Regions from separate parts of the Mus musculus genome. Here region 2 is linked to region 1. The links are chromatin contacts, found by Hi-C in ENCODE. All regions are on one chromosome and are shown on one strand. Each heading gives the region's core, a stretch centred on a gene start or an enhancer-like site at or near the end of the contact. The rest is flanking DNA. Distances are from core to core; before and after follow the strand shown. Region 1 overlaps Plec (plectin). Region 2 holds the start of Hsf1 (heat shock factor 1).

Region 1 (3,860 bases), core at 579-3,078:
GGGCCTTAGAACCCACTCCCAGCCATCAGTCCCATAGCCCTACCCCCACAGGTGCTCCTAGGGCTCCCTGCCGCTGTGCCCCCACCTCCACCGTGGGCCGGGCAGGATGGTCTTCCCGCAGCAGCCTGTCCCCTGTGTTCTGGATCTCCTTGATTTTCTTTTCCTTCATTTCCAGTTCTCGCATCAGGGCCTGACAGAAGGGAGGAGAGTCTCAGGGACAGTCTCAGGGACACTGCCCATGCCGTCCAAGTCCCAGGCCCATCTTCTCAGAGCCCTGGGGCTGAACTCAAGGGACTCCCAGCCTTGGGGAACAGTATGGGTGGGTGTGAGTGGGAAGGGAGAGGGAGGACATCCTAAGGAGGAAACGCTGCCTTACCGAGTAACTTTCTTTCTTGGCTGCCATGTTGGTATTGCGGTCACTCCAATCAAAGCCCACTTCCTCCTCTTCTTTCTCATTCAGCCACATCAGCTCCTTGGTAGCTGCCGCCACAAACCCGTGCAAGCTCTCCAGGGACCGGAGGCGGGCCTTGGAGGAGTTCTTTAAGGAGGAAAGAATTAGTCAGTGACTGCGGCTGCCTACCCCTCCCAGCCCCTCCTAGCCGCTTGCAGTCCCCACTCACCAGCAGCTTTGCATACTGCAGGTCTAGGCGACCTAGGCAGTCCCGGTAGGCACCCCGGGTGGCAGGGGAGAGCTGGCTCTGCAGGAGAGATCAGTGGGTAGTCAGGTCTGCAGTGGCCTGGGCCTAGCGCACAGCCACTGCCTCCCTCAGGCATACCGCTTACCTCATCATTCCGAGCCCGCTCGATCTTGGCCCGAAATTCCTCTATAGACTGATGCATGCCTCGGTGGCTGCCCAGCTGGGCCTCCACACTGGGCAAGTCCACGCCCCACTCAGCACTGTCTATTCGACGCTGGTTCTCCTCTACCCAGGCCAGCAGGTCTTGCAGGTAGCGCAGTGTGGAGTCCTCTAGCTCTGGGCGCCTCTGTGTACTCTGCAGGGTCACCTGGGTCACAGGGGCACCCACTCCTGCCTTCAGCCGGAGGTTGTACTCAGTGCGGATGGCTACCAGGCGCTCATGCAGACGATACACCCTGAGGAAGCACAGGAGTTGGGAGGTCAGGCGGGTCTCAGACCTCCTAACCCAGCCTTCCCAGGTAAGGTACATACCTCCGGTACATCTGTTCACCCTGTGGATGCCGCCCATCTTTAAGGGTCTGCACATCATTGAACAACAGCCGGATCATACCATCAGCCTTGTCCAGGTCTCTCTCGACTTCCCCAGCTCGCTGAGCCACCTTGCCTGAGGCCAGCAGCCGAATATCCTGCAAGACCGTCCTGAGTGACTTGGCCTGGCTAACTCTCCTACTCACTGCCTAGGGTTCTCAACCAACGCTGCCCCTTCACCCCTTCCCCCAGCCTAAAAATCAAGGTCCCGTGTGGCTCACAGCCTTGGATTCTCATTCACTCCTTTCCCTCCCAGTGAGCCCACACATCTTCCTAGCACGCTTCTAGACTAATCTGTATCAGTTCTCCCGGGACTCAGGATCCTGTTCAAAAGATTCCCACTAGGTCCAAGGACAGAGACTGTCCCAGCTTTGTTCACAGGAGACTCTGTGCCTCAAGCTCCATCACCTACCACATAACTTCTCCCACCCAGGCTCACACAGCCCTGTGCCTTATGGACCCCAAAGCCCTCATCTAGCCATGAGGCTGGGGTCTCCCTACTCCCTACTCTCTGAGGAAGGAGGGGATGAGGGCCACGCTGGAATGAAGCAGGGAGGCAGACAGTCCTGCCTGGTGGCCAGAGGCCAGTTCTGCTCACAAAAGGAGGTCAGGGTTGGCAGCAGACCAAAAGGGCCCGGTTTTCCCGCCCTAGTGCCACACCCTGGGCCTGTAGCCCAGCAGGCCACAACCCTGGCTGCAGAGTAAGCAGCCCGATGCTCCTCCTACCTCCCTCAGGCCTGGAGGGGTGCCCACCCTACCCCTTGCCCCGCCTCTCTTCTCTCCCTCACCGACTGCAGTAGGGCGTCCGCCTGGTTCAGCTGCTCCTCACACAGCCCAGCCTCCATCTGTAGCTTGCTCACAATGCGCTGAAGACACTCCAGCCTATGGACCAGATCACGGCAGAGCCCCACAGGGAGTCACTCAGGGGCCCCCCACACTGCAGCGTCAGAGGAGCTCCCCTCTGCTCTGGCCTCTCAGCCTGCCTCGGGCGTACTGTCCCGCTGGCCCCAAACACCGAAGCTTGGTCGGGTGTGGGGGGGTTTCCTCCTCAGGCAGTGACTCACCCTAGGGTGGTTCCCCTGCCACCACAGGGCCCCACCCGCCCGCTGTCTCCCGCACCGCCTGCCACCCTCCACATGGCCCACCTCTCAAACTCGCTTCGCAGTTGCTTCTCCCGCTCCAGGATGGCCACATGCAGCTTGCCCCACTCCTTCTCCACATCTAGTGGGTGGTAGCCAGGGGGAATCTTGAGCTGGCCCGCTTGTACTGCCCCCTGTGAAGAGGGGCAAGCTCAGGCCTAAACTGGACACAGGGAATCCTGGATGCTGTGCCCCTCAGCTTCTCCACAACCTGGCATAACTTTGGCTCCTAAGCACTAGGGATAGGCAAGAGCAAGCCATACTACAGAGGCATTGAATTCTGGGGCTCAGACGTCTCGATTTATCTACCTAGGGAATACATGACCCTCATACCCCCCAGCTGTCCCCAAACCAGAAGACACCCCACTCACTCCCCTTAGAAGCACCTCACTTTACCTCCAAAGACTGGTAGATAACTTTGGACCGGTTTTTGTCTGCCTCCTTGGCAGGAAGTTCTGTCTCCTTGAACTTCAAAAACTGGCACCATAGGATCTGTAGAGGCAAGGGGTGTCAGCAGCTACACCAAGACAATCCAAGGATGCCAGCCCAAGTAGGCAGGCCTACCTCAATCTCTTCAAAGCTGGAGGGGAACTTGCGCTCCTCAAAAGCAGCGGTGTGGTGCCGGATCCATTGCAGCAGCAGCAACACAAGCTCCCGGTACTCCTGCCAACGAAGCTGCAGCTCCTAGGAGCAAAGGCCTGAGTGAGCAACCTTCAGGGTCTCGGGATCTAGTACACTATGCACCGTCAGTCAGGGACACCCGTCAAGGGCACCCGTCCACCCACTTACATTGGCCCTCACTCCGTCCTGTGCACCAGGCACGCGGGGCATAGCATCGTACAGGGATGAAACATAGGTGATGATGGACTTTTCATCAGGCTGAGGGACGTCCACATCTGCAGGGAGAGGTTGGCTCAGTGGGGTCCAGGCAGCAAGGGTGAAGATGGGGAAAGCCAGCGGATCGTACCTTCTGGGTCCAGGAGCCGTGTAACTCCCAGGTCCCGCTCTGCCACCGAGAATGCCTGGTCTAGGTTCTCCAGGTTGGTCTGTCGATACACTTTATTCATATCTATGAGCATGGGCCTGTGGACAAGTTGGGATGATAACAGAGACACCCACTGAGCAGGGCTACATAAACGTTCCTTCGTACATCCTAGCAAACAGAGCCCATACCCTCTTACTTCCCTAACATCTCCAATCCTGCCCTGAGGGAGTTGATTTTTGTTTTGGGTTGGGGGGTTGTTGTGGTTTTGAGGCAGGGTCTTCTTTGTAACCCTGGCTGACTATAACTCCTGTGTAGACTAGACTCACTGAACCACCTGCCTCTGTGTCTGCCTCTGGAGCACTAGGGTTAAAGGCACGCACTACCACACCCAGCAACGGGGGCCCACAGAGCCTATGGTGGGCATCAGCACAGGAGCAGGGCACAGGTTAGACAGCATCAGCTTGGGCTCCTATAGTCTCCCTGCCCATCAGGCTTCTTCTGAGGATCTGT
Region 2 (3,860 bases), core at 704-3,203, 290 kb after region 1:
TATACGCTCATACATTTGAATGTTTGGTTCCCAGGGGATGGATTGCTGAAGAAAAATTAGGAGGCGTTGGTAGGTCACTGGGCGTGGGCTCTGAGGCTTCAAAAATCCACATCAAGCCTAGAATCCCTCCCTCTTCCTCTCTCCCAGCTCATCAAGATATAAGAGAAGCTCTTAATTGCTGCTCCAGCACAATACTCTCTGCCATGGTGGTCAAGGACCAACCCGCTAAAACTGCAAGCAAGCTTCCAAGTAAGCTCTTCCTTTGATAAGGTGCCTTGGTCTTGGTGTTTCATCCCAGTGCCAGACAAACAAACCATCTGCTGTCTTTTTTTTTTTTTTTTTGAACAGAGAATCCTGTGAGTACAGCCCTAGAGGCCACTTTACAACGAACACAATAAGACATTCAAGCATTGTGAACAGTTTTCTATCACTGACCTCCAAAAGTTGAACAAGTACTTGAACACTGGAGGAAGCATGTGACTGCACCTAGTACTCACACTGTAGACCAAGCTGACCTCGAACTAACGGAGGTCATCTGTCTCTGTCTTCTGAGTGCTGGGATTAAAGATGGGTGCCAATGCCGCTGGCTAGTTCTTGTCTACCTGAGTGGCCTTCGCTGCCAATCATCACAGTGATCACCTGAGTTTCCATAGATGTCACACTGACATTCTCTTATTATTGACATCTCTAAAACTACGCTACTTGTCATACTAACAAGTAAAAGTACTGCACGCAGTTAGGGCATAAACAACTGACTATTAAAGGCTTACTGCCTAGAACTACACAGAGGGAAAAGCTTAGGGGCGTTTCATAAAACAAAGGGACAACTTACGTAGTGGTTCTCAACCAGTGGGTCACAATCCCTCTGGGGCGAGCAACCCTTTCATAGACTATCCTGCATATCAAATAATTACGATTCATAACAGTAGCAAAATTACAGTTATGTTTTCTTTTTGGTTTTTTCGAGACAGGGTTTCTCTGTGTAGCCCTGGCTGTCCTGGCACTCACTTTGTAGACCAGACTGGCCTCGAACTCAGAAATCCACCTGCCTCTGCCTCCCAAGTGCTGGGATTAAAGGCGTGTGCCACCACCACCCGGCAAAATTACAGTTATGAAGTAGCAGCGAAAATGATTTTGTAGTTGGGAAATCACCGCAACACGAGGAACCGTATTAAAAGGGCCACAGCATTAGGAAAGTTGAGAACTTTGAGGATCCAATTCAGTGGAGTCAGCTGTGCATGCCTTCTACCACCTACATTTGATGAATGTAGCAAGCCTACTGAGCTTAGCAACATGGACTAGCAATGGTTCCATGACAACCAGTTCTGGATGCCCTGGGTTCCAATCAGACTTCCATAATCTCAAGTCCTCTTTTGATTCACAACACACCTGACATGCTGGCTTGGTAGCACAGCACGAGCGCAATTACAACCTTTCCCAGGACAGGAAGCACAGATGGAAGGTCCAGAGACTATGGTGAGGGGACTCTTAAAGGTCTCTCCCTTAACACGGTTCAAGCCACAGAACTATCCCCCGGGTTCCAGCGCCCCTCGGCGCAAGTAATGTTCTGCTGAGAGTTCCAAAATAACAGCCCAGACTGGACGATCAGGCTCTAGGCGACCCACACGACACTACACGCTGCGCCACGGCCCGGCCTCCCTGGTCTTGCCAAGTGCCTGCATGGTTCCCAGAGGGATGCTGTCCGCTACTTGGAAGTTACCTCTTGTATCTGCAGCTCCTGATCAGGTTCCAAACGTCGTTTCCCCGGCAGCGATGCCGGTGACATGTGGGGCTTACCACACGCCCCCGCCATGCTGCGCCGCGCCGGCTACCGATCTACTGCCGCTTCCGGCAGCGGGAGCGCCTCGTGTGCCCCCAGCCAGGCTCCGCCCTACCAGGCTCTGATTGGTGAGCAGCCCGGGTGAAGCCATCTTGCGCAGGCGTAGGGTGCGGCGCAAGGGCTGGGCCGGCAAAGTAGGCAGGGGAGATCACGGCGCCTGCGCACAGAGGCTACAGGTCTGGCCCTAGCGAGAGCGCGCCGGTCGCAAGATGGCTGCGGCCATGCGAGGCCTTGCTGTGTGTGCGCAGCGGGCGGCGGAGCGGCCCGGACGGCAGGGGCAGCGACGACACTAGCTCAGCCTTCAGCCACTCTTCTAAAAGGCCACCCCAGCCTCTGCCTGCTTTCGTCCGAGATGGATCTGGCCGTGGGCCCCGGTGCAGCGGGGCCCAGCAACGTCCCGGCCTTCCTAACCAAGCTGTGGACCCTCGTGAGCGACCCGGACACAGACGCGCTCATCTGCTGGAGCCCGGTAGGAGCTGGCATGGGCCGGAGCGGCCTTCGAGGGAGGGTCCTGTGGCGGGAGGGGACCTGCTTCGGAGAAAGCGGCCTGCGAGTTAGTCGGGCTCGCCCGGGTTCAGCCATCCTGGCATCCTAGAGGGAGGACGCCGCTGTCTGGGGAGGAAGTGCGCCCCGCCCCCAGAGCCACTCACGGAGAGTAGGCCGAGACCCCAAATCATCCTACATTTCACCCGGACAATAAGGACGGGGCTTCCAGTACAGGGTCTTTGCTCACAGAGAAATAGTTCCCAGAGTCCGTCTGCGTTTCTGCTTTTTAGGCAATCATTCAGAATAAGTGGAAGGCCTAAGGAATGCATGAGAGAAGAGCGAGAATAGGAGGATGTGGAGCCTAAGCTCAGCCCCGATAGTCTCCAGACGCCAGAGCAGTTTTGCCCGGCCCTCCAAGGGCCGTGTCGAACCCTGTTCTGTTGCCTGGCAGCGGACTGTGTACACCGCACACCCTGCTGGCCCTGCATCTCTGGCTGGCTTGCAGAGGTCGTTCCGTGTTTGTGTTAAGTTGGAAAGTAGAATCTGCTGTTCACATGTGGATTCTGAGGGCCAGAGCGCGCAGAGCTAGCCGATGGTGGTGGCCTGAAGACAGGCCACCCTGATTCAATGGGAACCTTTGGAGGGATGGAGGCGGCTAGGTGCCACCACCTTGACCTTCTGCAAGCCAAATCTGGCGGGTCTCTCGGTCTCTGCGGAGCACTGCCCCCTCGCACAAGTTTCTTAAGCTGGCAAGAATGGAGAAAAGGCCTGGGTGGCAGATGGAGGCCAAGGCTTCTGGCTCTCAGTTGCCTGTTTGTTTAAACTCTGCTCTGCCTAAAGGGTGTTTTGGGAATAAAGAGAAGACTAGAAAGCACGGAACTTCACTTTTCACGAGACGGTCTTTGTGATTATCCCATGGGCTATCCGTGGGCCGCGTTGTTTTCCTGAATGCCATATTCAGTTCACAGCCTGTCCTGGATTTCATACACCTGGGCAGAGAGTATGATCTTACCTTTCTATCTTTCCCCAATTTACCCCCCTCTGTTTTCTTTGACTGAAGGGGAGCTTTCTTACCTAGGTCCAGTAGGACTACCAGGTAGCCTCTGGAATAGTCTGAGCTTAATCCTATTAGGAAGATCCATCCTGTCTGCTGTTTCTGCTTATAGATTGGTACAAATGTGGGCGAGGTGTCAGTGTAGGTTCTTCCAGGACAGGGTGTTCTGATGAGGGCCTCTCAGTGTGAGGATGGAGCTGATCTGCCCTGTCACCTCCTTCCATCCACACAGCTGCAACTCATCTGTGAGCCTTGTTAGCGTGCTGGGAGTCATGGGCAAGTAGTCTGTACTGAGCAGCAGTGGACTGCTATAAGACACGCTGTAAGCAGTGGAGCTGGTATAAGAGACGGTGGTCAGTGGGAGCTGGCATGACCCTGAGTACAAAAAACAAGCTCTGACGTAGAAGTAGAAAAAAGAAAACCCTTGTCTAGGCCATCCAGGGACAGCAGAGCTTCTTGGATCTGGCTGTCTGTTCACAG

Evidence for each region. Hi-C counts contacts between places; a loop is a spot of excess contacts on that map.
Region 2: a map of T-helper 2 cell shows a loop between it and region 1 (2.5-fold over the local background). The contact joins the promoter of Hsf1 here to the enhancer-like site in region 1. A Hi-C loop is called at or near these places in 1 of 37 maps with a recorded cell type or tissue (T-helper 2 cell).

Annotation. Positions count from the first base shown.
Region 1 is chr15:76,188,088-76,191,947 of GRCm38, forward strand. It overlaps Plec (plectin), which reads right to left. Exons shown (of 33, transcript NM_001163540.1): 8 at 3,333-3,448; 9 at 3,155-3,261; 10 at 2,930-3,049; 11 at 2,762-2,857; 12 at 2,372-2,499; 13 at 2,015-2,108; 14 at 1,170-1,324; 15 at 784-1,093; 16 at 621-698; 17 at 377-538; 18 at 86-190. Among named protein-coding and RNA genes, the nearest start is that of Plec, 16 kb to the right of the region's middle. Within about 2 kb of position 1,829, at least 2 of the 3 ENCODE cell types and tissues checked have a DNase peak (open chromatin) inside an H3K27ac peak, as active enhancers do.
Region 2 is chr15:76,475,409-76,479,268 of GRCm38, forward strand. It overlaps Hsf1 (heat shock factor 1), which reads left to right and starts at 1,954. Exons shown (of 13, transcript NM_001331154.1): 1 at 1,954-2,309. The coding sequence starts at 2,193. Bop1 (block of proliferation 1) reads right to left here and starts at 1,841. Exons shown (of 16, transcript NM_013481.2): 1 at 1,721-1,841. The coding sequence starts at 1,813.